Linked DNA regions of Mus musculus: all the other regions are linked to region 3. The links are chromatin loops, found by intact Hi-C in ENCODE. Cell type or tissue: heart. All regions are shown on one strand. Each heading gives the region's core, and the rest is flanking DNA. Links, peaks and the distances in the headings are about the cores only. Region 1 overlaps Gnat3 (guanine nucleotide binding protein, alpha transducing 3). Region 2 overlaps Gnat3 (guanine nucleotide binding protein, alpha transducing 3). Region 3 holds the start of Cd36 (CD36 molecule). Region 4 overlaps Gm31612 (a long non-coding RNA gene). Region 5 has its middle 42 kb from the start of Gm31612.

Evidence for each region. Hi-C counts contacts between places; a loop is a spot of excess contacts. Peaks named below come from ENCODE experiments on the same cell type or tissue, not always from the same donor. Only the 100,000 strongest peaks of a DNase experiment are listed, where the experiment ranks them.
Region 1: it touches region 3 in a loop (2.8-fold over the local background); 6 of 42 quality-filtered maps call a loop at or near these places.
Region 2: it touches region 3 in a loop (2.1-fold over the local background); 14 of 42 quality-filtered maps call a loop at or near these places.
Region 4: a loop joins it to region 3, with 8 times the contacts of the local background. A loop is called at or near these places in 2 of 42 quality-filtered maps.
Region 5: a loop joins it to region 3, with 3 times the contacts of the local background. A loop is called at or near these places in 5 of 42 quality-filtered maps.

Annotation. Positions count from the first base shown.
Region 1 is chr5:17,979,268-17,985,782 of GRCm38, forward strand. The region is part of intron 1 of Gnat3 (guanine nucleotide binding protein, alpha transducing 3); the gene reads left to right. Among named protein-coding and RNA genes, the nearest start is that of Gnat3, 20 kb to the left of the region's middle. In heart, for the core only: no CTCF peak of the experiment used is centred there; a DNase peak (open chromatin) is centred at 3,714; H3K27ac peaks cover 2,495 bases.
Region 2 is chr5:17,998,958-18,005,472 of GRCm38, forward strand. Gnat3 (guanine nucleotide binding protein, alpha transducing 3) reads left to right here. Exons shown (of 8, transcript NM_001081143.1): 4 at 697-854; 5 at 4,804-4,932. Among named protein-coding and RNA genes, the nearest start is that of Gnat3, 40 kb to the left of the region's middle. In heart, for the core only: a CTCF peak has its summit at 2,913; no DNase peak of the experiment used is centred there.
Region 3 is chr5:17,834,536-17,841,050 of GRCm38, forward strand. It overlaps Cd36 (CD36 molecule), which reads right to left and starts at 1,361. Exons shown (of 15, transcript NM_007643.4): 1 at 1,083-1,361. In heart, for the core only: a CTCF peak has its summit at 2,673; DNase peaks (open chromatin) are centred at 1,476 and 2,096.
Region 4 is chr5:17,935,748-17,942,262 of GRCm38, forward strand. It overlaps Gm31612 (a long non-coding RNA gene), which reads left to right. Exons shown (of 3, transcript XR_389766.2): 2 at 5,937-6,070. Among named protein-coding and RNA genes, the nearest start is that of Gm31612, 6.8 kb to the left of the region's middle. In heart, for the core only: no CTCF peak of the experiment used is centred there; a DNase peak (open chromatin) is centred at 2,974.
Region 5 is chr5:17,887,201-17,893,715 of GRCm38, forward strand. It overlaps a transcript of Cd36 not described here. Among named protein-coding and RNA genes, the nearest start is that of Gm31612, 42 kb to the right of the region's middle. In heart, for the core only: no CTCF peak of the experiment used is centred there; a DNase peak (open chromatin) is centred at 1,631; H3K4me3 peaks cover 538 bases; H3K27ac peaks cover 778 bases.

The sequences.
Region 1 (6,515 bases), core at 827-5,826, 140 kb after region 3:
AAAGGAAGAAACCATAACTCAAGGAAGTGGGGAGGGCGTTGTTGTAAGATACCAAAGATACCAGTTAAGAGTCACAAGGAAGTGCAAAGTCACAAGTGCCACGAGGAATACCTGGTAATTCTGAGGGTTATTTCTCAAGACAGTTTCTAAGAGCCCCTAACAATCTAAGAGCCCCTAACAATAGAACATTTGCATTGCAGGTTCCAGTAATGGTCAGGGTGCCATTCTTTGAATTGAACCCAGGAAGCAGGTGGGTGGAGGAATGTCGCTATCTGTTTTATGACCAGCACACCTTGGAGCACTGGGCCACAGAGGCCACATTCCCAAGCCTGGGCCTAAAGGCCTAAAATTTTGTTTTCACGTTTTACTTCTTTCACTTTCAGTTCAGTAAGTTTGAATGGCTTTCATGCAAATGATGGAGATTTTTAATTTTACTCATGAGAATTATTGTGTGACATGTTATTCCTGAAAAAGACTCAACATGATGAGAAGTCGACACTTCGTGGGTCTCTCTGCTCCTAGATTGTTGGCCAATGCAATCTATGAGGAAAGTGGGTGCAGAAACCTAGAGGGGCGGGGCGGGGTGCGGAGGCGGAAGGAGGAGTGGTTGCACAGCCTTGTGAGTTGCATGGAGAAAGACTGCAATGGGATCTGATGTCAGTAGACAGATCAACATTACTTGGGATGATTGACGATTTATAGTTTTGGGGGACCAAGGGTAGGGACATCCAGTATAGCAAAGGTCGTTGGCTGGGGACTTAGGGTACCTAGAGCCCCTCATTAGCATGGGGAAGCATTTTGGGAATCTCAGGTGCTGGCTGAACACGTTCTGTCAGGAGAAAAGAAATTGGTCCTACAATCTAATTGAAGCTACAAGACTTTCCTCAGATAGAGATGTGTATGGAGGCTTGGATTCCACAGACAAGGTCAGAGAATGAGAAACCTTGCTAATAAAGGGAGTTTCCCATATTTCACCAAGCCCAGAGGCTATCTGGTCAAGGTGTGCTTTGACCTTAATTAGCAAGTAAGTTTCCCACTATACTTGAATACAAAATATGTCTATAAAAGCATAGTTTTCATTTCAACTTAAAATAGTTTAAGTTGCAGGGCTTTGGGGTGTGTGTGTCTTGCTTCTGGTTTATAATAAAGACACAGATATCTGGCCTTTTTTGGCTTGGGCAGTCTCAGCTAGCTCAGCTAACATAAGCCAACTTCACTGCCACTGTGTTCCAACCTCGAGGTGCTCTCTGCTTCTTTCTTGTCCAAGTTTCTGTGTCTTGCCTCTGTCCTTCTGCCCAGTAGTTCTGTCCCAGCTCCTGCCACCAACTCTTTTATTTATCAAAAGTCACACTCTTGTGGGTGGGGGGAGCTATTAACATAGTGGGAGAGGTTCCACAGTTTACATCTGGACTATCTTTAGGTTGCCTTTTGGCCAAGTTGGAGACAATGTGACCTTTTGTGACCTCCCCCACAGCAGCGCTAGCTTTTTATCATGATAATCTCAGAGAACCCTCTTTTAGGGCAGGTAAGGAAGTTATAAACTTTTACTTATCTGGCAGCATCTGGTGCTGTCGACGCAGCAATTAACAAGGAAGATACAAGGACTTACGTAGCCATTAGATACAATAAATGTGGGTGTAGGTCATCCCAACTCTCCCCCATAGTTCAAGAAAGGGCTTTATCTCTAACATCTGTAAAACCTGTATACACTAAGAACAATTGTGAGAACTACCAGGGGAAGAACTATGTTTACAATGTTTATTCCATTTCTATTTGGGAACTTGAGAAATAAAGTACTCCACTGTTTGTCTCATCTTGGTGAGCCCAATGTACTGTAGGTTTGTGTCTAATGAACACAATGAGAAGTCCCCTTTAAGTTTATACTTAGAATACAACGAAAGAAAACTTAAGATGTTGAGCTTGTGAATATGATATTACCAAAACTCCATTGATTAATTTTCAAATTTTAATTATAACAGTAGCAGAGTGAGGAAAAGTCATCTGAAATGTTTTTCATTCTGTTTAATACCTTAAAATCACTTAAATCGCTTTCTTATCACTATTTAAGCTTTCATATTCTCCAGCCTTCATAACTTTCACAGACCAACCTTAAAGCACCATCCTAGATCTTATAGCACTGTCTTAGGTCCTACAACGTAAACTTCAGTATCCTCAGCCCTTATTTAAAAATGGTAACAAGGAAGACTGTATCTAGACTTAGTAGCGGCAGCTTTAGGAGAGTGAGGACCTTTGCCTGAGCTTAGAATTGAGAACACATCTGGAGACTTAGTTTCTGTTGTTAAACTGATCATTCTTTCACTGAACAGATAGTCTGGGTCCCTCTGTGATCAGCAGGGGCATCAGCCTTTGGCTACCAGACCCAGAAGATCTGACAGACTTTCCTGGGAAGCAGAAACTTAAGGAATGACTGTCCTACTTTTCTAGGCCAAGAGAGTCATTCAACTCCCTTGTGTCCTGCTTGCCCACAGTTGGGACCAGCAGTCACTCAATGGCTGTTTTGCCACGTTTGAAGCAAACTTAAGGTGGAGGCTCTTCTTTGGAGGAAAATACGGGTGCTGCCAGGAGCTGGCATGTCTCTCTATAAAGAAAAGCTTTTTTTTTTAATTAAACATTTTAAATGCCATATTCTGCAGGTCTCTGAAGCACTTGAAAATCATCTATCTATCTATCTACAGTATATCTAAATAGTTGAATTTTTTGTTTGTTTGTTTCTAGTTATCTGTGTTAGGCTTAACATAGAAAACATATACAAGAGACTAAATGAGGCTTATTCCTATCATTAATTATGTCCATTCTTAGCATGAATACAAGTAAAATTATGAATTAATGTATTAAAGGATTTTATCATTTATAAGGTGACTGACTACCAACTTGTATTTCTTAATTATCCTTAACAGTTTACAATAGTAGTCTTTATAAGACTAGGACTTAGGTTTAGCCTTTAGCATCATGATTTGGAATTGAAGTTCTTCTAGTATCACAATAAAACTTTCAATCATAAATACAGTTGAAAGAGAGACTGGAAACTTTACTGACCCAGAGGATATGGCTTGAAACCATTTAAACTTTCCACTATTAACGCACACCTGGAAACAAATATGATACAGCATTACCAGGAGAATTGAATTTATGTGAACACATATGTAGAATGTGTGTGAGTGCATTCCTCTCTATAGTCCTCATTTTTCTCGTGCAGAGATCAACACAGCCACAAGACTGGTGCATTCTAACTCCCTCTCTATTATACAGTTATATGATTTCATTAGCCTAGAAAATTATCATATATATCAACACATGTCAAATTATTTAATGTCATGGTGCCCTTTTTAGCCAAAGGAGCAAACAAACTCTGTGTGCTTCAGAAGAGCTCAGTTGCAGTTATGAATATTGTACAGATTTCAGATTCTCTTTTCATATTTCTACATAACAATAGTTTTGTTCATTTGTATTTTATTATTTTCTAATTGTGTGCATTAAAATGCAAATGAAGTACAGTTTTTAATTGTTATTTGAAGCATTATCTTCTTCAAAGAAACAGTACGTGTCTTGCAAAAATTCCTCTGGTGCTCTTTAGCCTAGAAAGTAACGTTAGTTATGCCCACACTTTAGAAGGAAGGAACTATTTTAGGCTGTACTGAGCAGAGGCAAGCATGCTGTCCTGTGTATATTTAGTCCTGTAACATGACCTAATCCTCCAAGAATGGTGTGATGATCGTGAACTAAGACCCACTATCACTGTGAGAATGGGAATGAACAGTTCATTTCTGAGGCGCTTGGAGATGGAGTTTGAAATAATGAAGGAGACTTTTAGATGAGTTGTTTTTTATTTAGAAATTATGCCAGTACAGCAGTTAACTGTTTGAGACTTCACCCAGAACAGTAAACTTACTACAGAGAGCAAAGAAAATCTTTTAAAATTTTTACAAATTTTTAAACGCTGCTTTACAAAATAATTATAACCAAATATAAATTATTAATATGAAGTTCCATAAAAAGTTATCTTCTACTTTATAGCAATTAATTATTTTATATCACTTAAGTACATAATTAATTACTTAATAAGTTACAAAGAATTGTTATATACTTACAACCCTTCTAGTGTCAGAAATAATTTGGGAAATTCCAGTATTAGTGTGATTCCATCTGATTTTGACTTTTGCCCTTAGTATTCATGGATTACACACCAGTGGTTTCAAGCAACTAAAGATGAAAAATGCCTGTAACTTTGACCTGTATTTAATACATTGAGATTTTTTATTCTCATTATCTTATCGACAATAGAAAATAACAATGGTTTACATCATAGTTACAATACAGTTATAATTGTAAATAGTGCAGCAGTTTAAAGCACAGTAGTGAATCTGCATAGGTTATGAACAGATATGATATCCTATTATATAAGAGACCTGAGCATAGGAGCTTTGTGCCTTCAAAGGACTCCTATAATCAACCTAGTTTGTTATTCTAAATGTACATTTACTCTTTGTCATAACCTAAAAGTCACCCTTTTTATCCACCTAATGTGTGACACAGTTTTGAGTATTCTATACCAGAGAAATAAAATGATTTATGTCTGCAATTTTTTTTTTACCTGACCAATAGTGGGTCTTAAGTATTAAAACATTTCTTTAAAATCCATGATGTTATAATCATATAACTTTCAAATTTTACTTCCGTGTGTGTTGTGATACAGATGAAACTATGGCCTCCCACATCTAGACATATATTCTACCTCTAAGTTGTATCCTGCTGCAAAATTCATATACATTTTTCTTGGTTCTTAAGAATGATATTTCACTTGATTGAAAACACTTCAGGAGTAAGTTTGACTTTGTTAAGGGAATCATAGACAATATATAATTATTTTAAAGTTTTAATTGATGGTCAAGAAGAAGCATTCTTTTCCCTGTTTCAAAAATGCTCCAGGCTTTTCCCATCAGTCACTTCACTGAGCAAAATATAGGACAAAGTAAGCCTGAAGAAGTAGGACTGAAGCTTCTTCTATCATCTCATTCCCACCGCTGAAAAACTTTTGGTCAGTAAAACTGAACACGTGTACTTGATTTGGTGGCGTGAGATTGTATGGAACTTGGTTTTCTGACACTTACTTTCCAATATCCACTTCCATTGCTAGTGGCTAAGTATCCAGGGCTGTGCAACTGTTTGCTGGGAGAACGGATCCCTAGAATCCACAGGACCTAGTTTTAAAATCAGCACTGCAAAAAAAAGAGGATTAAAAAAAAATCTATGAAGGAATATTGTCAAATTGCTGTGGCTGATTTTTGCATTCATTAGCTTTGTTTGTAAGTTCTATGACCTATGGCAGAAAGCACCCTGGCATAATAATGGAGGCGAATCGTGGGCAGTTTATCCAGCAGGGAGAATCGGTGCATAACCACCTGTCAGTGAAACATTATTTATTATAGCCTCACCACTCCTTATTTTTCTGTATCACAGGCAGCTGTTTAGACAACTGCAGAAATCAGATACATTAAGATTTGCCAGGGACAATAAAAATGTTCTGCCATAAGGGTTAAATTTAGATACCTCTCTATCTGCTCACCCAGGCTCAGGAAATATGTAGAGCAAGACCATACAGAAGTACTTCAATAGAAAAAAATGTTGTCTCATAAAAGGGACAAAATAAAATAATGTCATACAATGCATTTTGATATTATTTTTCTCCCTCAATTCCTTCTAGACCCTCCCAAGCCCCATCCAGTTTTAGGATCTCTGTCTCTCTGTCTCTCTCTCTTTCTCTTTTCTCAAAAATCAAACAAAGAAAACCAATAAAACAAAAAGAAAGAGAAAGAAAGAAAGAAAGAAAGAAAGAAAGAAAGAAAGAAGGAAGGAAGGAAGGAAGGAAGGAAGGAAGGAAGGAAGGAAGGAAGGAAGGAAGGAAAGACATTTTGTGTTGGCCAGTTGCTCTTGGGCATGGAACGTGCAATGATTCCAGGTTGGTACACTCAGGGACATGCCTTTTAAGAAAACTGATTTTTCCTTTCCTTTTCAAATAGCTTCTTGGTCGGCATAGGTTAGTTTTGAATTACAAGTTCAAAGAATCATTTCTTTCATGTGAAATATATCTCATTCTGATGCATGGGGATGAGATCATAAGCGTGGAGCAGGAAGGAAGCACTAGAGAAAAACTGGAGGTCAAGTAGGTAGAAGTGGGATTAAAATTCATCATTGTGCTCTCAGGGACCTCTAATTCATATTCATCGGTATAATTTTAATAAAAGCTTTAGATTTAGTTATTATTCAAATTACATTTTGCTTATATAAAAATCATAAAACATTAAGTCAAGATAACTGCCTGCCATACACAGATGCAAAAACAAACAGAGGTCATGACTTTTTAGTTTTCATTTCTCAAAACGCTTGTCCTTAACATCAAGAGAGATTCAGGCAGTATCTTCAGAAGGTCCTGACTGACAACCTAAAACAGCCACTAAGTTTTCACCAAGAACTATTATGTCTGTTAAAGATCATGT
Region 2 (6,515 bases), core at 834-5,833, 160 kb after region 3:
CATGATCTATTTAACTACTCTATGACTCAAATTCTTAATCTTAATTACTTGTCAAAAGTGTTTTGGTTACTAGTATAAATTGTGGCCAGCCATAGATTGTTTATATTGAATTTATTTGTTTTCTAAGCTTCGATCCATCCTCATCACTTTCCACATCTTACTATGTACTGACATAATACTTACTCTGTTTTTTGATTCTTAGCCAATTCTTATGTCTGTCCTATGGCACATTAATGCAAAGGCACTCAGTTCACACCATTTAACGTACAGCGTCAGTACCTCTGTGTGTCTATACGTGTGTGTAATCACTTGCCCAAGTAATTAAAAGAAATACCTCATGCCAAGTAACATTTTATTACAATCTAATTTTTCTTTCACACCAGCATTTTAAACCAGGCCATAACAGACTAGCACTGTTATTCTTTGTGACAACATATTCAGAAATCAATGAAATATACCAAAGCATTCAAATTCTTCATATAGTATTTTGCAATTTTCCAAAGGTCAGCATTTCTAGATATCAGTCAACTACTATAATGAATTTTAGTTTAATTATTCTTCATAGATTTTGAAAAACTCTTCAGTGAAATGATTGACAAAATGAAAGGAACAAAAACCTTTTAGCGTGCTCTATTTAAAACAGTGCCTGTGCCTAAATAGCATACTTTTGTTCTTCCCACCAAAATATTATTCCAGGAGGACCAAGAACAACTTCACTCAATGGCAAATACACTAGAAGATGGTGATATGACTCCACAGCTGGCTGAAATCATTAAACGACTGTGGGGGGATCCAGGAATCCAAGCCTGCTTTGAAAGGGCATCTGAATACCAGCTCAATGACTCTGCAGCTTAGTAAGTCATTTTCTTGGACAAGAATTGCAGATGACACATAGGTTGTAACTTGGCACATTGTGCATGTAAGCACAAATAATGGGAAATGGTTTAGCATTTTATTATAAAAAAAAAAACCTGAGAGCCAGCAGAAAAGACATGAAACAACATACCTGAGAAGAAATATATACTACACATATCTTCTCTTAGTTAAAAAAAAAAATTACCATGATGTTCAATGCTTACTTAGCATGAACACAGACAGATGGCATGCGTGTTGATATTTGGAACTGTATGCATCTGAATCATATATTTCAGTGTTACTGAAATAACCCCTAGAATAAGTTTACTAGTGATATATGTGATAGACCACTAGGTTATTGAGCAAGACACAAAACTCTGGAAGAAAAGTCGATTGGCTTCAGATTTTAGCATATTGTGAAATCTCGTTAGAGTCAGCATAGCAAATATTGGCAAGTAAGTATTTAATGTTAATAAGGAACTTAGGAGAGCATTGCACTGTTTACAATAGAATTGTTGCCACGACTTCAAACTTCCTTGTTTCGAGTGCTTCTTGAATTATTTTCTGTATGAATCAACAAGAACATGTGATTTTGTTTGGCTACAAAAAGTTTGTGCAATTACTCGTTTTCTATTTCTTCCCATGCCTACAAACATAGAAAACATACAACATTGTCCTTGAATGAATCCCGTGACAAACCATGCAAGCCCTGAGGTTTAATTAAACAAGCAACAAAAAGTAATGTGGCTGGGAAGCAAAGCTCTCTTTAAACAGAAAGATGGGTCATGCATGACAATGACAATGCAGATTTGTAATCACTGAGTACCTTTGACCCATAAGTCTGTTTCTTAGGAAAAAACGACAGTGATGGATGGAGAGAGTCTGGAAAAAAAAAACATAAAAAGAAGTCCATGTGTAGTGAGCACATTTCTGTGATGGTGATGAGTGTTCATTTATTGTTAATTTCCACTGGGACCATTTCCTTTAGACAAAAGTATGGATTCCACTTGATGAGAGCAGGGTGTCACTCTATGACTACATAAACTTGGGAACATTTTCTCCAAGGTTCCAGTCTCTACCTCACTGTGATTATCAAAGTGATTTCTGTGGTACTGTAAAACCTTGCTTACCTGTCTGTGCTAATCATTGAGTAAATTAGATGCAAGCTTATACATTACATACAAAATGTTGCTTAGTTACCTCTGGGAAAGGTGAACCGAAAGACAGACATGTAAGTGTGTTCCAGTCAAGATTAATAAATTTCATTTTGAATAAATATTGCCTAGATACCTTCAATTACATTGTTAGTATGCTTGCCTCCTTGTTTGTCCTTTATATTTATAGTAAAAAATTTAACTAATTATAACTCAGATAACTAACCTGAGGCAATAAAATGACACTGTATTTCATATTTTAGATGATTTATTTGTTTAAATGCTTAGAATTTTTGACTAATAGTTTGAGTTGAGAATATTACCATACTGTTAAATATATCAAACATCTATTTCCATTGATTTTCTGAGTTCTGCCCATACTGTAAATAGTTTTTGAACACTCAGTTGATTTGCACAGCAGTATAATTTTATGAAAATTTATTTTCTCTCTATGTACTAGAAATATTTTCTACATAAACTGAATACTTGAGATATTAACTTTGGCAGCTTCAAAGTGTTACTATAGGCATATTAAATAAAAGCCTGCTAAAATGTTGCTAAATTTACATTATTTTCTTCCAAACGTTAAGAACATATTATTTTTTCAATTTTTGAATTAAATTACATACTTCAATTTCCATATCAGAGTGATCCTGCACTGCCTATTTATTTTGTTTATACTATATAAAACATTTTTTTCCAACTTTTTAGTGAAAGGAAGATTTTTTTTTTTTTTTTTTGCACATCTAGACATTCTGCAGATGGACGCTGCCAGAAGAGTAGAGCAGAATTCCCAGTTCCCGGGTTTGGCTGAAGATGCCACAAGCTCTAGGAAAAGCTCGGAGGAAAGGCCTCAGCTACCTAAGTTTCATGGTTTACTAATTAGGGCCACCTAGTGTGCTGTTTAAATTCCACAAGCATTAAGAGCAAATGTGGTTTACAAGGGACAGCACTATCTTTACAGGATTAGAAGTAAATAATCAACGCATTGTATGTGACTTGAGTCATAACAGCTAAAGGTTTAGAAACTACAGGCTTGGGCATCCAAATACCAAATTTACTTATTAAAATCAGCACTTTTGATGAAAATCTGCCAATTTGCTAAAGTCTCTTCTTTGCCTAAAGTGATTTACAAATGCAAAGAAAAATTATTTAAAATCTATTTTTGCTCAAGCTTTCATTAAATGGATTTGATTTCTATTTTGTAAGTATATCATGTTTTTTTTTAAACTTTTTTACTTGGACACAAAATGGCTGACATATCATGCACTTCTCACACATCAGATTTCATCAATAGAAAATGTACAATGCTTCAAGTAATAGTAAAAAAAAAAATTAAAATGTAAAATCTGCCAATTCATTCTTTGACACATTACATCTCAAGTCAATACCCATTTAAAGGTAACCAGACTTTATTAGCATACAACCATTATGTTACCTCTTATACACAGTTTTACTTTTCTCCTTGAGGAAAACTTTAGGTGCTAAATCCACTTTTAAGGGTAAAAGAACTTTGTTTTAAAGTCATTGTGGTAGATCAGTGGTTCTCAGCCTTCCTAGTGCTGTCATCCAGTAATACAGTTCCACATGTGGTGACTCCCAAGTATAAAATTATGTTGTTACTACTTCATAACTGAAATTTTACTGTTTTATGTATTATAATGTAAAAATCTGACATACAGGCTATCTAACATCCAACCCCTATGAAAGGGTTGTTTGACTCCCCCAACTGGGTTGCCACCCACAGACTGAGAACTGCTGTGTTAGATGCTAATACATCTGAACTTCGTAACAGAATCTCTGAGCAAATTTAACTTTGTAGGCAATAACTAACATTTGCTATGACTATACCCTCAAAGTTCTTTGGAAAGACACCAAACTTTAAAATCCGTATGCAGGCATGGCTCACTTTTGCATTTAAATTTGTCACAGAAGTAGCCATATTGCTAAGCCATTTAATCCGTAGTGTCATACACAACACTACAAATGAAGGGAAATACAGTTTTAATTGTAGATCGAGCTTGAAAGGATAAAGATACTAAGAATAGTTTTCATTCTTTAGTCTAACAGACTCAGAGCACAGAGCTGATCAAGCTTACATTTAACCATTGCCAAGCTTTAGATACTGTGATCAATAAAACAAAAACCAAATAAACAGAAGGAACAAACAAGCAAAGAGTTCACTCCAGTAACAGTAGGAATTCTGGAAGTGTTAAGGGCTTCACCATGCACTGATAGACAGTGGTGTGGCTACAGTACATAGATGGCTATAATGTTCTAAACTAAGTAATCCATGTAAAAATCACCCAAACAATTAATAACTCTCAAACAATTCAAATTGTTATACACACCAATCGCTATCTTAGAATGGAAACTGAGTGATTTCCGTAACAGGATCTTTGAGGAGCTTGTAATAACTGTTGCAGCAAACATTCCAAGGCAGCATAATACATAGAAATACATCTATACAGTTCTGCATGGGGAAAGACCATTCCGTATCTCAATCTATATGATAGTGAGTCTGTCCTACAGATTTCATAAGTCTAGGGCTAAAGTGGCTTTGAGGAGTTCTTAGAGAAGAGTTCTCCAGGAGCTCTGTGGATTCCGCACTCTGCAACTGTGACATCTGAGCTCCCAAGGCCTGCCCATCAGATCAGTAGCATGATAACAAACAAGAAATAGAGTTTGTTTTCCAACATACTTTAAAGTCTTAAAATACATTTTCACTGAATTGCAGTGTATCCGATGTAAAGTCAAAAATAAAATATACTCCATTCGATTTTGTTTTTCTTAGCTACCTTAATGACTTAGACAGACTCACAGCCCCTGGGTACGTGCCAAATGAGCAAGATGTTCTACATTCCCGGGTGAAAACCACTGGTATCATTGAAACTCAATTCTCCTTTAAAGACTTGAACTTCAGGTATGTTCTAACCTGCTTTCTAAGTGTGGGTGGAGTATGCTTTCGGCTCAGTATTTCATCATCGAGTCAAGTGCAGTGATTTTGGAATTAGCTGGCTAGACCCCACCCTTCATTCCTGCTGTCCACCCCATCCCACTCTGAGCCTGTCCTTCCTTCTAGGCTGCATTTCTCAAACAAGTGGTAGCCCAATTCTGTTTTCTAATACTTAAGAATGACTTTTTGAGTTTGTTTTTTTAAGAAAATATATTTAAATAGCCTTTTAGCAACTGATGTCAGAGATACTATTTTGTTTGCCTGCTTACTTCTCTATTTGCTTGAAATATTCCTTAAATTTACCTTAGCTTAAAATGGAAATAATTAAAATACTATTATTTGAATGTGATTCTATTTAGAAAGCACATTTCCATCATCCTGGTTTTGGTATGGAAATGAGTGTCCTATTGTTTTTGCCATTGTGTTGAATTCCCATTCAAGTAAACCCTTGAAAGTGTACTATCAAATCCTCTTTAGATTTACTAAGAAATGTAAACCATAATACAGTTAGACAGCATCTCTTGGTTTTTAACAGCTTTCACATATTCCCCCCTGAGGTAGGGCAATATATTTGTTCCTATTTATACAAAGTTTAACACTTTTCTTTTTTTTATGTTATATTTTTTATTAGATATGTTTTTTATTTACATTTCAAATGTTATCTCCTTTCCTAGTTTTCCCTCTGAAAATCCCCTACCCTTTCCCCCCTCCCCCTGCTTCACAACTCACCCACTTTCATTCCTGGTCCTGGCATTCCCCTATACTGGGGCATAGAACCTTCACAGGACTAAGGGCCTCTCCTCCCATTGATGACCGACTGGGCCATCCTCTGCTACATATATAGCTAGAGTCACAAGTTCCACCATGTGTTTTCTTTAATTGGTGGTTTAGTTCTGTGGGGCTGAGGGGTGATGGGGAAGAGGGGAGGGAGGGGAGCACATGTCCTGCCAGAGTTCCTGTGCTCTGGATGCGGGAGGATTGCCAGAGGCTTTCTACTAACCCCAGCCCAGGTGGCCATCTGGCTGTGTGAAGCCACTGGACCCCACTCCACAGGGGGTGGACAAGGGGCAACCCCTAATACCAGGGGCCCCACTTCAACACTCTCAGCCCCAGAGATATGGGAGAGAGGGCAGAGAGAGAAAGGTTCCCACATAGGCAAGAGTCTTAAGTCTGGTCTGTGGCTGGAGCACAGGAAGGCCTTCTGACGGGAGATTAGGCATGGCTCATTAGGAGAAAGCCTATCCTATCATCCAAGCACAGCGGGCCTTGATGAACAGAGACAGTCTATGGTTTTAGAGCTTTATTGTAGAAAGGCAGAAGGAAAGAGAAAAGGTAGAAAGAGAAAGAGAGAGTGGCCATGGCCAAGAGGAGGGGAGGGGGAAAGAGAGAGAAAGAGGAAAGGCTAGAGAGTAAGATGTTAGAGAGAGAGAGAGCTAGTAGAGAGAGTAAGAAAGGGAGGAGGGGCCAAGCAGCCCCTCCTATAGTGGGCTTGTATTATCTTGCTGTTGCTAGGTAACAGAGAGGAGTCTAGCCTGAAGGCCAGAAGCTTG
Region 3 (6,515 bases), core at 792-5,791:
TACATTGTTCATTTATATACTCTAAAAGACTCTTGGAAAATCAACTAGTAAAATTTCTTGAGGATTTTATTTTTACTTATTTACAAAGTAGTATGTACAGCAAGGATCTCTTAGACTTTCAAAAGACATTGCCAACTTAAAATTATTTATGAAAGGACTGGAAAGTCTTGGATCCTTACATCTTTAGAAACATTTCAAATTTATTATTAAAAATTATGCCATTTATAGTTACTTAGTTAATAACAATAATAGTTAATAATTAGGTAGTTAATTTTTTTCTAAAATGTGTTATCTATTCTTTAAACCCAAAATTATGATTTAGGGAAATAACTTACTAGTATTTGAAATGATTTTTTTAATTTTCAAAGGCATTAATTTTCTTTCATTTTTACATTTAAGTAGTATACTGATACACATTAATTAAATTTAAAGTAATTATTTGAAATTACCCACTCCTTTTGGGAAGTAAAATATTTTTGTTCATTAGAGAAAAGTGCTCAGTAAATGTATATGTAATTCCTGCCTTACTCCTAACTGTGGAGAAAATAATCAAGTTCACCACAAATTGTCCACTGAAACTTCAACAAGCTAATGACACTGAACAACAGCAAATAGTTAACAAATTGCATTCAAGACAGAGTGCTCTATAAGATTTACAAGTTGTTTATATACTAATCTCACTGTATCAACACTCTTGAAAAATGTTCTTATATTTTAAAGTAAAAATCATGTTTAAATAGAGAAGTTTTGAATAAAACCCAAATTGGCCTATAAATCATTTTAAATATTGACAAAGGAGTGTTGAAAATATACATGATATCAAAAATCATAAACTAAAATATCACTTGTCACTGAACAATATTTTAATACTATCCAGCAAAAATATAGGTAGATCTGTAAATAACATATAAGCATTCAATAAAGCCTAAAGACTGTAAGAAAACAATGGATTTATTTATTCTTCATTTGACATTTTTCATAGTAAGTGTTTTAAAATGCTATTATCTCCTCTCAGTGTAAAGGCAGACAAATTTTTCTTTCTTTCTTTTTTTAATGTAAAGGGAAAATCCCATATAACTTACCTTTGAAAGGCTAGGAAACCATCCACCAGTTGCTCCACACATTTCAGAAGGCAGCTGTGAAGAAGAAAAAGTCCTCAGTAGAAAACCCCTACCCTGAATTCCTCACTACTTATGTGTGTGAGAGTTGAAACGAGCTTTAAAAAATTCAATGTCAGATGCTAATTTGTGGTTGGTTGCCAAGGGAATTGAAAAAAAGAAGAGAAAGAAAAAAGTCACACTTCACTGCTAGTTAAGCTCACAAGGGTCTATTTCTGGTGAAGACCCATCACCTACATTTGAAATACTCAGCAGTCTTTTTTTTTTTTTTTTGGCCATGTTCCCATCCAAGTAAGTCAGAGGCCAGAGAACCAACGGAACTGATTTGAGCCGCCCCTGATTTGAGCCGCCCCTTCTATACTTTGTTTTCCATTGTAATTGTTATTCCAGATGCTGGAGTGTAGCAGCAAGGGGGAAGTAAATTAGGGAACTGATTGGTCTGTCCCAACAAAGCCTGAAAATCTCAGGTCATAAAGTGCAGAGAAGAGTGTTTTTCTATACTACCTAGCATGAACCTGAAGACTTTCAGATTCATAATTTGGAAAACAATTGGAAACTCTTGTCAATCAACAGGGATGACAAACAAATTTTACAAAAGGAAATGGCCCATTGTTCTAGATGGAAGTTCTTAACTATTTGTCATTTTTTGTTGTTAATTTAGCTGAAATTTCAAGAGGATGGTGATATGCTTATAAAAAAAATAGCCTAAATATATTCATCCAAAATAGAAAGCACAAGTACCAAACAACTCTAATACTACTGAGCATAGCATGTCATCAACCTCAGCCATTCTAGATCTACAATGGGAAGAATATTCTCACAAAAAATCCACTAGCAGACAGGCAAAACCCTCATAAGGTTATCACGGCCAAAAGCTGGCAAGCTCACTAGAAAATCGTCTCCAGGTCGCTCCTGAAATGAAGCAACTAAGAGTCACGGGCAAGAATATATTTAGCTCATAAGCTCAGGGATAAGCCATTCCTTGGTCTTACATTGTGCCTGCCATTGGTGTGTGACCCTGGCAGATCTCCCTCTCACTTACAGGGGTGAAAAATGACTGGAGAACATCTGAAACTCCTTCTTAGCCTCATGAGGTTTCCCAGGGGATAACACCAATATATTTATTTAACTACTACCAAAAGGTCATTAACATACTTCAGGGTTATAGGGGTTTTGACTTTGATTTCAGTGGGAAAAGTGATGACACCATCTTGTAAACCCTCAATATAAGTTACTTATGCGTTTCATATTGAACGAGTTACTTATAGGAAAGGAAACCTTAAAACTGTGAAAAATGTATCTACATTGCATGATATGACAAGGAAAGAAAAAGAATACCTTAAGAAATATTTTAACCAGGATTGTGAATTTTCTACAAATGTATTATGGACTTCAATCTTTTTGATATAAATACTTTTTTTCCCTCAGATTTAATTCTCATGCATATAAATACCAACACAGCCATCTAGAGCTAGGTTTCCAACACAAGTACAGATAAAGTTAAGTCATAAAGAGAATATTTAACAACATTGGGAAGATCAATACAAATTTAGGAAGATAGGGGCACTAACAGAAAACGATATTTCCTGCAAATAGATGTGCACATGAACATTGCATTCACTTGACTGATTATTAGTCACACTAATGTCATATGTATCTTCTGACTTTCTCTGGAGAGTAAAATGTTACATCTTCCACTGTACATGCCAAAACACCAAATTTACATTCACTAAGACCACTGGTAGATGTTGTCCAACCTCATAGCCAACAGCTCTTGCTATTCAAGATGCAAAAGGCACACCATGGAATTGAATCCACAACATGAATTTTTTGTAATCTTTTTTTATTATTATTTGATATTTTCTTCATTTACATTTCAAATGCTATCCCCTTTCCTAGTTTCCTCCCCAAAAATCCCCTATACCCTTCCCCTCCTCCTGCTCACCCACCCAACCACTCTCACTTCCTGGCCCTGACATTTCCCTATACTGGGGCATAGATTCTTTGCAAGACCAAGGGCCTCTCATCCCATCAATGGCTGACTAGGCCATCCTCTGCTACATATGCAGCTAAATAACAACTTGAGCACTAAGGCAGTGTATGCTATGATCATTTAAGAGTAAAGAGTTGGGTTGCTTTTTATGTATGTGTATATAGAGAGAAGGTATATACATATATGTGTAATCATGTATGTGCATCAGTACAGGTGAATACATGTGTTGATATACACACATGTATGTGGAGGAGAGAGTACAACTGTAGGTGTTATTCCTCTGTATGCTATCTACTTCTTTTTTGTTGTTTTATGAGACAAGGTCTTTACTAGCATCAGGGACTCAGTGACTATGCGAGGATGTCTGGCCATAAGCTCCAGGTATATGCCTATCTCATCTCCCCAGCACTAAGACTAGAAACCTCACCTTTTCACATGGATTCTGAGTACAGGGCTGTCATCTTCAAATGCTTCACTGACTGAGCTATCTCACCAGACCCAGGTTTTCATCCTTAAATATCACTTGATTCAGTATTTTGAGCCAATACGTTCCTCAGGAAGTTCCCCTAGCCTTATAGATATCAGTTCCAGCCATAAATAAACAGATAATGAATGGTAGGATAGGACATCAATGGCCATAAGTCAACTGAGCTTCGATTCTTTGGGAAGTCTCCTTGGCATGGTAACATGAGTAGATGTTGGTTTGAATCCTATTCTTATAAAATATGACTAGCTAAGTGTGCACCAGGAGCTATGGAAGCATCCCTTACTGCCTGCTTTTGTTTGGTTTGTTCTGTGGTTGTCTTGTTATACATGAAAAAATGCCAAAGTTGTATATGGAATGGTGACATGTTTACACTGTGAGGTGATCGTCAAACTTAATGTGCCTTCTACAATCTTTCTTTTAGTCAAAAAATGATGAAAATTAAAAAGGGCATTAAACACTAAGTTGTTTAGTGTAAAGCACTTGAGAACGCCTGAAGCTGCCCGTCAGTCAGTCAGGGTTCTATTCCCGACACTCCCATTCCTGAGCCTATAAATCTTTCCTTCTTTCTTGCTTTGCTTTCCCAAAGATCACTTATCATGGCTGGAGAAGGCCTACACCTGATTAGCCTTTATGACCTGTTTACGCGCCTGCTGGTATGTTTTGTCTATGGGGAAGGATTATGTCTGTTTAGCGGTATTCCCCAGAGCATTGAACAGGATGGTAAGCACTCCACAATATGTGAGAAGCCTTCAATCACGGTCCACATGGACTCAGACAGACCTCTGAGTTTTAAGAAGTACATTGATCAGGCTCTGTTGTTGACCTCGTGGTAACTACTTAAGTAAATTATATCCTATTTTCTGAAGCCTATTTGTCATTTTTATCTTAACACTTACTGATAATAGTGCCATTTTTTCCTTCAAAGGTCTTTTTATATTTTTCTCTTATTTATTAGTAGAAAAGCAGAAAATGACCTTTGTGATTTTTAAAACTGTTCAACTAAAAATGTCAGCCTTTTAGATGGACAAAGGCCCTTTGCATATGTAGAGTTATTCAGCTGGGCCTTCATATAGGACTCCTCAAACAGCAGTAGGTGCTGTCTCTAACTACATTGCCTGCCTTAGAATTGCTTTCCCACTACTGGGCTGCCTAGTCTAGCCTCAACAGAATAAGATCAGACAGTCCTACTGCAACTTGTTATGCCAAGGCTGGTTGATATCCATTGGAGGGCTCAAGTTTTCAGAAGAAAAGAGGAAAAGAGGTGGATGGAGGAGGGGAAGGGAGGGGGAGAGACTGAAAGTATAGCAGGGAAGGGAAGTTGCTATCTGGATCTAAATTAAACAAATAATTATAAAAAGCAGTAAAAATAGTAAAAATCTTACCCTTTTAAAATATTTTTTACACTATAGAATTTAGTACTTCATTCATTAGTGTTCTGTTATTTGCTTTTAAAGGTCTTGGCACAGTTACAATGTCTCTCTTTGTTTTGAGATTATGAAAATTATACCCTTTACCCCGCAGTCTATGACTATTTAAAAATCCTTCATGGCAGTAGTTTAGACAGCTGATTTATGCAGTTCAACTCTTGTGAAAAGAGGAAGTGCAATAAGTTGACTACACAAATATTGGGACATATTTAAGAGGCAGATGACAGATGTATTACAAGTCTCTAGAAGAGAGGGGTCACATGATGCATGTCTAATTCTCATACATTCACAATAGGATCTGACACAGCACATGATATAGTCACCGTGTCACTGATGTCTTTCACCAGTGGAATGGAAATCCATACAGTCTACCTACACCCTCAAGCTTAATAAAACTCATATAGTGGCTATAACCTTTAAAATGTAGGTTTACATTAAAATTGAGGTTGTTGGTGAGTCACAATAATTGACAACTGTTAAGGATATTTGAGTTGCTTTCTCTGAAACTTCAACAAATTAAAAGCAACATCTCTGTATGACTAAAATTATAAATGTATATTTATACAAAAATTCTTAATATTAAGGTAGCCATAATCTGACAGTATTGACACACTGGGCACTTACTATCTGCTAGACATTGGACTATGTTTGGATTCTTTCAGTTGACCACCACGCTCTCTCATTAGACTTAAGAAAACACAAAGATCTCCCAGGGTGACGCTTGTGAAAACAAACATCAAGTCCTTTTGGGGGGAAGAAATAATGAATGGCCCAGTTAGATGGCTCATGGTAAAAAGTACTTGCCATGCAAACCAAAGTCCCTGAGATTAGTGCCTAGAAATCATGGTAGACGTTGGAAAAGACAGCTAAAAGCTGCATTATGACCTCCGCACATGAGACATGCTACATACAAACCCACACCCCAAACAAATACAGTAACTATGCATTAAATAAAATAAGAAATGCTAAATATAGTCTTCATATCTAGTTTGATGTATTCTTTTCAAATTAATGTTTAGAAATAAAATTAAAATGATTTGATATTATATTAAGAAGAAAATTATATGTGCACATTATAAAGAATGAACAGGTAGTAGTTAGTAATCAAATAAGATAAAATAGCATTCTAATGTCCTATAAATTAAATCAAAACATTAATTAACAAAGTAATACTAAGGAAATCATTTATTGTTTAATGTTCTGAGAATAATAAAGATTGTCCATGGCAGACTTAATTTACAAGTGTGTATTACATGGGAAATTATATACAATATGATATCTAGGCTTTTCAATGTCTAGCCTATTTAGTTATTAGAAGTATTGAATGCATGCTATATTACATTTGTCTCATTAGGATACAGAATATTAATTTGTTGTAGTACAATTCAAAAAATTACTGAAACTATAAATCAGATTGCTAATATTGCGTTCAAAAGAAAATTTTGAGGATCCTCTCAAAGAAAAACTACAGGATACTGAGGCAAGCTGTA
Region 4 (6,515 bases), core at 643-5,642, 100 kb after region 3:
GTTCACATGTGTGCTATATTCTTTTTTATTAGTTATTTTATTTACATTTCAAATGCTATCCCGAAAGTTCCCTATACCCTCCCCCCGCCCTGCTCCCCTATCCACCCACCCCTACTTCTTGGCCCTGGCATTCCCCTGTACTGGGGCATATAAAGTTTGCAAGACCTAGGGTCCTCTCTTCACAATGATGGCTGACTAGGCCATCTTCTGCTACATATGCAGCTAGAGACACGAGCTCTGGGGGGTACTGGTTAGTTCATATTGTTGAACCCTTCAGCTTCTTGGGTACTTTCTCTAGCTCTTCCACTGGGGGCCCTGTGTTCCATTCTATAGATGACTGTGAGCATCCACTTCTGTATTTTCCAGGCACTGGCATAGCCTCATATAAGACAGCTATATCAGGGTCCTTTCAGCAAAATCTTGCTGGCATATACAATAGTATCTGGGTTTGCTGGCTGATTATGGGATGGATCCCCAGATTGGGTAGTCTCTGGATAGCCATCCTTTCGCCTTAGCTCCAAACTTTGTCTCTGTAACTCCTTTCATGGGTATTTTGTTCTCTATTCTAAGGAGGAATGAAGTATCCACATGTTTGTCTTCCTTCTTTTTGATTTTCTTGTGTTTTGCAAATTGTATCTTGGGTATTCTAAGTTTCTCGGCTAATATCCACTTATCAGTGAGTACATATCAAGTGACTTCTTTTGCGATTGGGTTACCTCACTTAGGATGATATCCTCCAGTTCCATCCATTTGCCCAAGAATTTCATACATTCATTGTTTTTAATAGCTGAGTAGTACTCCATTCTGTAACTGTACCACATTTTCTGTATCCATTTCCCTGTTGAGGGACATCTGGGTTCTTACCAGCTTCTGGTGATTATAAGGCTGCTATGAACATAGTGGAGCATGTGTCCTTATTACCGGTTGGAACATCTTCTGGATATATGCCCAGGAGAGGTATTGTGGGATCCTCCAGTAGTACTATGTCCAATTTTCTGAGGAACCGCCAGACTGATTTCCAGAGTGGTTGTACAAGCTTGCACTCCCACCAGCAATGGAGGAGTGTTCCTCTTTCTCCACATCCTCGCCAGTGTGCTGTATTCTTAGGCTTCCTTCCTGGGAATCTTTCACAAGACACTGCCAGGTACTGTGTCTTTTGTGTGTAGACAAAAGAGTCCTTCCATTTCTCTCTCATTTAAGAAGGATCATTTTCTAATTATATATTCCTGACTGTGTTTTATTTTCTTTTCAAAATAGAAAATGTAGGTGCAACATTATGAACTAACCAGTACCCCGGAGCTCTTGACTCTAGCTGAATATGTATCAAAAGATGGCCTAGTCAGCCATCACTGGAAAGAGAGGCCCATTGGACAGGCAAACTTTATATGCCCCAGTACAGGGGAACGCCAGGGCCAAAAAATGGGAATGGGTGGGTAGGGGAGTGGTGGTGGTGGGGGGGGGGGGCTTTTGGGATAGCATTGGAAATGTAATTGAGGAAAATACGTAATAAAAAAAATACAAAATGTAGGATAACATTCCTTCCTGCTCCTGCAGTTCATTTAATGCATGTTTATTCAAATATAGTTGATAGTTCTCTCTTGCAGCTTGTAGTAATTCTGCCCAGTAATTCTGACAGTTCAGTTGTACTAGGCCACTAAGAGGAACTTTTCAGGTAGAGTTTTTGGAGGGTCTTATAAGCCCATGAATCTAGAAGCATATTCATCTCCCAACTTTGTTAGACTTTCCACAAGTCTTTCATCAAGCAGGGTCACATGCTTTCTCATTCCTTTGGCCTTCAGGACATAACAAAATTAGAATATTTGTTTATTTATTCAAACAAATTATTTAGTCTCAACAAGGATTTGTTGATTCATTTTTACTCGTAGATTTTTATATAGCTTGCTGGGATGTTTCAAAATTTATTTTCTTGTAATTGATCTAGATCACATAGAAACAGAAACACACACACACACACACACACACACACACACACATGCTATTCAATGTAGCTTCAGAATTCTCATTCCATTTAGTACCCACATGTTGAGACTACAAATATGATGTACCACTACACATTTCTTTGTTCATATTTTTCTACTTAAATTTATTCCCTAGATTTCTGATTGGTTTATTTCAAGATGTCTCTTTATTAATTCTTTTTAGTATCAGTCATTCCCCTAATTTTATTGAATTATCTTTCTCTACTCTCAGAAGGCTTGTGTCCTAATGTTCATACTTTTGTATTAATTAATAGGTGCAAATCAAAATTTCTTTCTTTGAAGTTTTTTTTGCTATAGCTACCTATATAACAAGAGACCATAGGACCTTGGTTTTCATATGTTTTTACTATCCTACATTACAGTATTGATGTTTATGTCTTGATAGACCACACTGCCTCTATTAATTTTATAAAGTGACTTTCTTAAGAAATATCTTAGTCATGCATGTGTCTGAGGGTGCCAGCCTGTTTGTAGGCTGTGCTGGCTTTATTCTGATTATGTACCACAGTGTACTCTTCTTTAAGCTTATTTGGCTAAACTCAATTTCTCTGCACACAATACATACAGCAGTGGCTCAGAGAGTCCTCATTCTCAGAAGGCCACTTTGGGAAAGGGTGATTTCTATCAGAGCAAGTAGGTGTGGTAAAGACAGCATTGCCAATGGGACACACATGGCTGCTTCAGTGATGTAGAATACAATGGAAGTTTTCTTAGGGATGGAAACTAGGGCAAGAGTCACCATGGGTGTAATTTGGCACCATGGATGCTGAAGTCATATGTGGGTCAGTGGAAGCAGTGAGGGACGAGCAGAGCATAGAGTAGATGTACTGCCTACCTCTTTGTAATTTTGTCTCCTTAAGGCCCTTGGTTTCATAACTCTGTCTACCAGACCCAAGCACTGGGGAAAGGACAACATAAATTCTTTCTCTGATCCAAAACTCTAGTAGCTTCTCCAGCTACTAGGTGTCCAAGCCTTCTGTTTTGTCTGACTTATCAGTTGGACAAAACATCTGACATAAATAACTTACAGGAAGAGACTGCTTATCTCATGATTACAGAGGACACAGTTTATAGTGGCAGGGAGGACATAGCAGTACACAACAAATTACATCATAATGGCCAGGAAGAGGATAAATGTAGGGGAGGCAGGCCAAAGGTAAGGCAGACTCTCCCAAAACATTTCTGGAAAACATTTTTTTCCTTCCCAGTCCTGCTCCTGGAATGATGACTCTGAGACTAACTAGTTATTATTAAATGCCTAGGCCATAAGCTCTGGCTCTTTTCCTGACTAGCTCTTAACTTGTTTATCCATTTAAACTATTTTATGTCTATGATGTAGTCAGTTACCTCTCTTTTAGTCCTGGTGCACTTCTTTCTTTGAGTCTCCTCAGAATCTCCCTGCTGGCTTATGTCCCTCTCCTCCTCACTGTGTTCCTTGAATTTCTCCTCTTCTCCTCTCCTGTCCTCTCCTGTCCTCTCCTGTCCTCTCCTGTCCTCTCCTGTCCTCTCCTGTCCTCTCCTGTCCTCTCCTCCTCTCTCTCTCTCTCTCTCTCTCTCTCTCTCTCTCTCTCTCTCTCTCCTATTTTCTTTATTTACATTTCAAATGTTGATGCCCTCCAAGGGCCCTCTGCTACATATGCAGCTGGAGCCATGGGTCCCTCCATGTGTACTCCTTGGTGGTGGTTTAGTCCCTGGGAGCTCAGGAGGTCAAAGGGAGACAATGGAAAGGAAGAATATCACTATTTGCAGATGAGATGATACTTTACTTCCGCCAGCAAACTCCTAAACCTGATAAACAACCTCAGCAAAGTGACTGGATACAAAATGAACTCAAACAAATCAGTAGCCTTCCTCTACTCAAAGAATAAACAGGCTGAGAAAGAAATTAGGGAAATGATAGCCTTCAAAATAGCTGGATGTCTCTTTTATACTCTTAATATTTCCCACAATCTTCTCTCTTCCTACCAATATCTCTTCCTACCAGTATCTCTTCCTACCTCATATTTTCTGCCTCTGCTCATTGGCCATTGTCTTTTCTATTGACAGATAATGCTTATAAGAGAGGCTCTCTACACAGTTCTCTAGTACCTTCATTTTTATAGGCCACACCAAGCGAAGTACCCAAAACCTACATAAATAGTGTCACCAGCTGGGACCAGTGTTTTAACTTATGACTATTTGTGGGAGACTGTTAATACCTGGGTTTCAACATCCACATGAAGTGTAAAACCCTCCTACAACCTTTTGACAGCAGCCATGGGACTCTCAGCTGTTACCTTCTACCGGGGATTATGAAGTTTGACATCTACCCTTATAGAGTAGATGGAGACAGTCAAAGTTGCCTATGTATTTTATCCATTTGAATGCCAAGAGCCCACATTCCCCTGTCTTAATAGAGTTTGCTGTCTTCCTCATGTGTTGTAATAGTCTCCATCAATCAACTCAAAACTCATTGACTTTGGTTCATTGTGAGGAAAGGAAGCCACACATTAAAAACAAGTCATTAAATTCAGCCAGCATCTGAAATATTGGGCTTTGGAAAATATCCTCCACACCCAAGAATTAAGCTGAGCTTTGTGCTCCGATTTCCTAGTAAATGGGAGCAGAAAGTTGAAATGACTGAAGAACCCTTAGGTCTTTAAAATAGGTCAGCATATGTTCACATTTCTCACCTTTAGTAAAACCTAAAATATGGCAAAAGGGTATTTTATTTTCTCTTTTTGAGGATCATTATTTATTTTGACATGGTGGTTACTGATGCACAATCGTGTTTAGAAATATTTACCATTTACATAGGGTGTGGAAACCCTTTGTAAAAATCTACATTGAAATCCATAGCAAATAATTTAGTCATCAAGCAGGTTGTACTGTGACAAGAATGATTTGACAGGAATAGTATTTATGGAAGCCCAATAAGTTTGGTTTTTGTTTTTCTCAAACATTTTATTGATACTTTGTGAATTTCACATTATAAACTTCAACCTCTCTCACCTCTCCATCCTTCCATATCTGCCCTTTACCCTTTGCAATACATTCACCAAAAGAAAACAAAAAATAAAAAAAAAATCTTTCCATAGATGCTGCAGTGTGTCACATATTATATCCTTTTGCCCAAACAGCTTTACTTGCAAATATTCACTGTAATGAGTCATTGGCTTTGTCCAAGGCCTCTGGCTTCTGCTACACTATGATCGTTGCTTAGACTCCTCTGAGATATCCTGTTGTTGCCTTGTGTCACGGAGAGTCTACAGCTTTCCTTCTGCAGAAATGGCCCCTTAACATGCTCCAACAGTTCATCGGTTGGGTAAATATTGGGGCCTGCTAACTCAAAGCCCTGGATCTGGGCCTGAGTGAGTGGTAGCTGAGTTTATCAGCTTCCCAGTTGTCCTATGCCAGATCTGCAGCACTACCCCCTACCCTCATGAGGGGCAAGGTAAGATCTCCTGAGTGCTGCATCCAATAACAGGTGAGGACAACATGGCCCCAAGCAGTGGTCCAGAGCATGGCTTTTGGTGGTAGCATGGACCATGGACATAGACACAGACCCCCACTGCTGCAGGGCCACAGACTCAGACCTGATCATTGGTAGCAACACAGGACAGAACACCACCATAGCCTGTAGTAGCAGCAGCACAGGTTACTCACATCAGGCCCTCAGATCTCCAGTTCTGCCTCTCTTCACTGTGCACACAATTCTCCTCTTTCTCTCCCTTCTCTCTACCACAAACTATCTCATCTTAGTGCTGCTCTGACTTCAGGCAGATGGGTATTTTCTGGGTGTTCAATGTGTTTTTTAACACCAAGCTTCATATTGCTACCTGATGTTCCACTGCACAAACAGAATTTTATGTTTAAGTTAAGTAAGATTGTATTTTATTTTTAAAAAAGACATAAAAGCAAGCAATCCTAACATTACATGCTTTTACCTTCAATTAGGCAGCAGGATGAAGAAGAAGATCATACATCTTGGACCTGCTTGTGTTACAGAATGAGTTGAAGGACAGCCTAGAATTTTAAGGTGACATTGTTAAATATTAAAAAAAGAAGGAAGGAGAGGGCTGGACATACAGGTGAGTCGTAGAGTACTGCTACTTTGTTTGATTGGGTCCTGAGCTCAATTCCTTATATGAGCAAGTAAGGAAGCAGGGGACGGTAAGGAGATGTCCATGATATAGAACTTATTGGTGGAAGTAAAGGAAGGCATAAGAATTCTTCCATGGTGGGACTGTGTTCCTCATGATCATCTTTATCTTACTAAAATCTTGGAAACACCACATGGTTTGCAGCACCCAGTACTTTAAAAGAAGATTTCTTGTATGTACTATTGAGACCTATACCAAACCAGAGAAGAGTATATACAATGCTTAGAATCTCAGTTGACATTTTATGAACTAGCGGCATACCTTGAAGTCAACAGCACATACCATAGCAACAAGGGAAAGACTCAAAAGGCTTATTGGCTGTTCTGAAAGGAAGAAGATTCATCTATTGAGGAATGAGGCCAGAAGTGCCCTA
Region 5 (6,515 bases), core at 1,068-6,067, 53 kb after region 3:
AAGTGTTCATCTTAATGAAGAGTAGGCTCCATAAGCACCATGCATGTCCGTCACATCAACCATCTTACAGTAGGTCGTCTTTGCTGTCACTCGCTGAACGGCCAACCCTATACTTCCCTCTGGCACTAACTTTGCAGCACTTGAAATGTTTTTTTCCATTTGCTTGTTTTTGTTCTTTTATTTTTGCTTCTTCTAACAACAAACAACCTTCGGAGACCTGGAGCTTGTCATTTGGCTTTTCTTCCCAAGTGATGTTGTTTTACTATCCTCTGCTTCTTGATTTCCTTTCTAAGTTATCAGATCAGCCCATTACAAAGCTGTTGTTGCCCTTTCTGAAAGGATCCAGTTTCAAATAATTGGTGTTTCTGGGGTACATCATTTAGAGGCATTTCTCCTTCCCATTCTCAGGCTCACAGGAGTCTCACTGATCCACAAATCCACTTGTATTACTTAGGTACACCTGAGAAGAAGGCAGGTGGCCTGTTTGTCTCCATTTGATCCAGATTCCTTCCAACCAGAGAGGGACACAGATGTCTACACTTTCATAATAATAAGCCAGAAGTAAGCAACCATGCCATTATCCAGAGACAAAAAGCCAGTGACCTTTTCCCAGTAAAGAAACATATCTAATTCAGTCCTAAACTCTACAAAATCGATTGGAAAGTTAGAGTGAATTGCTTTTTTTGCACAAGCAGCTATTCAATCCATAAGTGAGCACACAGTTGAGTTTACTTTATGAAACGTTGACACTTTTTGTTTACTTGGCTGTACATGAAACACACCTGCAGAAAGATATCTGCTATATAATCAAACCTTCCACTGACCCACAAAGGACCTATCTGGGAGACAACAGTCAGTGTCAATTGTGTGATCATCAATGATGAGTATGTCTTTCCCATTCTTCCTAGGAGTTAACTAGCTAAGAGTACAAGCTTTCCCATTATTTTTTTTATTCACTAAATCAGGAGTGACACAAAGCCAGAAAATGCTTTCAAAGCATGCAAACAAAGTCTACTCAGCCTCTTTTCTGATTTTTAAGAACGACATTTTGTAATCTTAAAGCAAAAATTACAAAGTCTAAATCATGGTTTTAGAGTCATATGACCAAAATATTAATATTCAAGAAGGTCTAAAAAAAACAGATTTTAATAAGATATGAAATAAGATTTAGGCATAAAACATAAATTTTGAAAATAAAAAAGAAATATAAAATTCAAGGATAAGTCTGTTTCCACAAATTCTCAAAAGAAAATGAAATTCCCTAGCCCCCTCCTAAAAAAAGAAAATTACAGAACCAACTGGGAGATTTGGCAATGTAAAAATAAGGGCTCAAAATAAAATGTCCCTAGCTCCTTAACTGCAAGCAAATAAACTTCTTAAGAGAAGTATTGCACATTAATTATTATACCAGATGGCACACATCAGAAAGTTCACATAATTAATTCATAGATAACAGGATATCAACACAAAGACACAGACAGCTATACTCCTAAATAAAATTTCGGCTCACCAACTTCTAGAACAGCTTGCTTGCCCAGTCACAGGATCTTAAGATTGGCTTCAGGGAGACTGTTGAAGGAGACACAGAAAGTAAACACACCATTTCCACAGCGGAGCAGCTGAGAATTCTGGGAGGAGGCACGGGGTCTCAACCATTCATCTATCTTCTAGGTTATCCTGACGCCTGACAGCCATTGACATCCTGAGCATTCCAGTCCTTCAGACCCACGCCTACTAGGAGATAAATATAGGTCTCTGACACCTGAGCCAAATGAAATGAAAGCTAAAGTGAAAAATCACCCTCATTTTGTGCCTCAGTTGAGGAAAATAAAACCCTTAATCCTCTTTCTGCTGAAACCCTGTTGTGTTACTTAAGAAATAGTTGCTGTGCTTATGAAATACAGAAATACTAGTCAGTTTGCTTCTCTTCTGATGATCATTCGCTTTGATAGAGACAATCTTGGGTACTTTCTTGATCAAGCGTAATAGCAGGACTGCAGTTTAGTCAACAGATAGGGTTTTGCTCTAACCACTTGGGGAAGCTGTTAGATGCCAGTCCCTACAATGTGTATTTACGTTGTAAGCTTTCTTAGGATGTTTCCCCCTATTTTTAACAGTGCCACCATTCTTCTTTAACTCAATTAATGTGTCAGAATGTGCCACTCATGGCTGTGGTGGTTACATCTGAACTACTGTTATTTAAATATCTTTTGGATGTTTTTTGGCAGCTGGGCTTAATATTACTAATAGGTACAAGAATTAAAGCATGGCCCTCAATCTGAATAAATCTGGTAATAAAAGTTAAACTCTGATCCAATAGGGGCATGTATTCTATCAATGTATCACTAGTTTAGTAAATAATCCATGTATTAAGAATTTCTTCATAGTTAAACAACTGAGAGAGGCCAAAAAAGCCCAACACAATCAGACCTACATGCTCCTGTGATTCTTTTGAGATGATACGTATTTTCATTTAACAATTCAATTCTACAAAGGCCTAAAAAGGTACTAAGGGGAGGAGAGGGCATAGAGTTCCACATCTTATATGAAATTCTGATGCAATAGTACTTGCCAGATGCTTGGTCAAATCATTAAAAACAACACTCTCATAATATTTTAACTACTGTTCTCATGTGCAGAGAAATCCATCTGCTTAGCATTTTGCCGTGTGTGAGTGACAATCAGTTTTTGTTCCCTTATCCCAAATGAGCCTTTCAATCAACTTAATAGTTATAAGGCAATTCTACAGTAAAGAAACTTAACTAAAAAATATAAATGTGGCATGTCTAAACTGTGTAGTTTTGACTGGATCTTAGTTGTTGCAGGCTAGCCATCAATTTCACCTGTGCTTTAGCTTTGGTCAGATTAGTTATTCTATGAGCAATTCCAACATTCAAGTATTTGTAGTTATATACTAATCTATTTATTTTTGTTTAAGCAAATTTAGAGAAAGCATAGAAATCTTCCCCCCCCACCCCGCACCCCCTAAAGAACTGCTCAGATACCAGGTAAGTTTGAGAAGCATTGAGCCAGAAAAAACACAAAAAGGCAAGACAGTAATCTCCACTTGTAGAGGGGTCTCTGACATCTCTGGTAGTTGTGTGTCAAGTTTCTCCTGACAACATTTTTTTAAGACTTTTTAAGCATTTCTGGTAAAAGCACCCCAGAGGCAATCTGAGGTCTAATACGTGACAGACTGAAAGGGTAAGCAAGTGACAATAATTTCAGCTGCTGACTTCTTTTCTCAATACCAGGAAGAACTTTTAATGTGAAGTTTGAACCATATATTCCAAAATATAATTCAAGATAATTCATTATTATAGAAAACATTTTATGCCCATCATTTAGATGAAAAATTACTTTTATTTTTATTTGAAGAAAACAGTTGAAAATACTGTCCAGAACCTACCAGTAGTTACAGAACACTATGGGCATTCGGAGCATTCTGAGCTCTAAGCAGGGATTATTCTCTGTAAATAAAAATAGAAGTTTTGAATGTTCTATTCAAAAATTACAGGCGAGTATTATTTGCTCATTGGTTTCTGTACATAAGTTTCTGGGGAGTAGAATGTGATGGCTGAGAGCAAAATACCCATAGCCAGGGTTGAACTTCCAAGTGCTGAGGCTCTCTGTAATATCACTGGACAAGACCACTGACCCCATGTGCTCAGGTCATCACCAGAGATGTTTTTGTTGTTTAATGTATTAGTTTTGAAAACAACACTTCACCATGGAATATGAGTGTAACCTAAACTTAACCTGTTGATTGTTTTTGTAGTGTTTATAAACCTAAAACTTTGAACAAGTCAATATAAGCCCTTCCGGGGGTCTTTGTTGTTCAATGACTGGCTTAACCTTCAGCTGTTGAAATAAGATTCTCATAGAACATTATCGTGTACTACTCATTCCTGTCTGAAAAATCTTACTCCAAAGAAGCAAGGAAATCCACCTGGACCTTGACAATGCCACTCTGATGTTGACATTGTGGTAGCGTTTATGCTCTCTTCCCTATTCTGGAGGGATCTTTTTCTCTTATATGTCTTCCTCTTCCACTTCACCAGCATTAATTATTAATGAAGTTCCCTTACTCATTAATCAATATGTCAGGCTGCATATGTTTGGGGAACATAAAGTGATATAACATGGTCACTTTCAAAATCATTTCAGACAGGCCAAAAATGTAAATTACAAATATCCTCCTTTGTATTCCCTTGTCCATTGTTTTAGAGTTCATGGTGAACTGTTTCGAATCCTTGGCTCAGTAACATAACACGGAAGGAACAGATTGTAGCCTTCTAGGGGAAAAAATGGCATAAACTCCTTGACCCACTTGAAAACAATGTGTAATTGTCACTGAGATATGAAAACCTTAACCTTGCTAACTTGTGTTTCAGAAAAACATTTTTGAGAAACACCCTTGGATAATTATCAGCTTGCTAAGCATGAACAACATAGGATCAAAAAGATATTTGGTGGCAATATTTACAACTAAATATGCCAGCAAAATCCTGTTGGAATTTTCTGTAGGTTAATAAGACAACTTTGCATACCACTCAAAACCATCCTTCCTAAGAGACATTACTTAAAGGAGAATTGTGGCAAATGTTTCCTATTAGACTTCTCTGCTTAACTTGGTCTCACATCTGCCATGCATGTTATATCCTTTTCCTAACCCTCAGCTTGCGGCAAAGGCTTTGTTGGGTCTCTTTCTCCTTAATTCTTTTGGCTTTGGAGGAGAAGAGTCCTAACTTTGTAATAGTACATTAGAGCTCTCAAGGCCTCATAACTTATGTAAACAAGGTTTGCCTCACACTCATAGGAACTCTCCTGTCTCAGTCCTACAAGTGCTGTGATTAAGAAGAAATGTGTGCCATAGAACTGACTTTAATTTTTTTTTCTTGAAAAACTTAAAAAAGAACCTAAATAGTTTCACTCCACTACACGTGGTAGAATGCCCGGAAGGATTCATGTTAACTAGTGGATTTAGTCATTCTACAAAACACATAGATGGTAAGAATCACACTGGCTATGATTAACATGTAATATTTCTGCTTATATTTAAAAATTGTGGTATTATATTTGTAAACTATTAGATTTAGAAGAAATTGCTTCCTATTTGCTCAGTATTAAGAATGGAGATTGAAGGAATCCATACTATTAAGATTAACTTCTACTAAGATCTCTAGTATTTTCCCAAAGCTTAAAATTTTCAGTAGCTTTATAAGCCATTTAATCCCTACCTCCATCCTCATCTGCACTGATTACAAAAACCTCATCAACAATTAACATAACACATCAGAGCCAAGAGAAACACTGTTTTGTTTTGTTTTTCATCAGGTGGCCATTTATTCTTTGATACAGCAGGAGGCTACATTAACATCATGTACATATGAACATCTTCTTTTAGGTGATAAGTTGGGTACCAAAGATTGTGCATCTATTTTATTATTTGGTGAATGCACATCTATATATGGATGTTTTGCATTTGTGTACACATAAAGGAAATGAACTGAGGTATAAAAGTAAATAGGTTTTAGTGGGCAAACAATTAGGAAAGTATTTAAAGACAAGGGCAAGCAACTGCAGTGAACCATGGAGGGAAAGGAGCATGATAGGTTAAAACAACTAAAAGCACAAAGACGCAGGATGAGAAAGAAGAGCAAAGAGTAAGAATAGATGGCATAGGAATATGTATGGATTATCCCTACTCTAGGAACAAGAAAAATCCTTTGAAGTATTTTAATGCTTTGAAGGACTCTAAGGAAGGCATAATAAAATCTCAATTGCATTGATAAAGTCTGTGTGAGCAATGCTAGTGGATACAGAAAGGTAGAAATGGATGCCAGAAAGAAAAAAAAAAAAAAAACTGAGGCTGGATAGAAGGGAGACTTGGCCAAAGTGGATCTAAAAGCAAAAGGGAACACATAAGGATTTTTGAAAATGTATTTTGAATGCAAAATAGACATCCAATTATGTGTTGGTATGAGGGAAATTATGAGGTTCATTTAAGAAGTCTTCTATGGAGTTGTAGAAGTCGTGTTCCTTGGGCAATCACCAGAAAACATGAAGCTACAGTGGCTGGCACAGACCAAGTGTTGAAACACCATTTTATGGATGAAAATGAGAATAAGTGAGAGAACAAGTTATTGAGGAATTGTGTCCGAGGAGATGCCAGTGAACAGTGAAACATGAAGAGCAGCAGTCCTGGATGCTCTCTGAAGTTCCAATTCAGACTCAACCAACACCACATAACTTGTTATTTGAACAAAAACTGAATCTATACTGGAAATCGACAGACATTTTCTTGTCATTATCTCTAAGTAATTCAGAAGTTTATATTTTATTTATATTAGTGAAAGTATTATAAGTAATCTAGAGATAAGTTGAGATATAGGAGAGAATGTGTGTTGCCTATAAGCATGAATTTTTTAACACAGGTTGTGGATTGTGGAAACATTACCCATTGAGAAAGAAAAAATGCCCTCAAGGAAAAATGGGAAGTTGTGAGGGTGTGA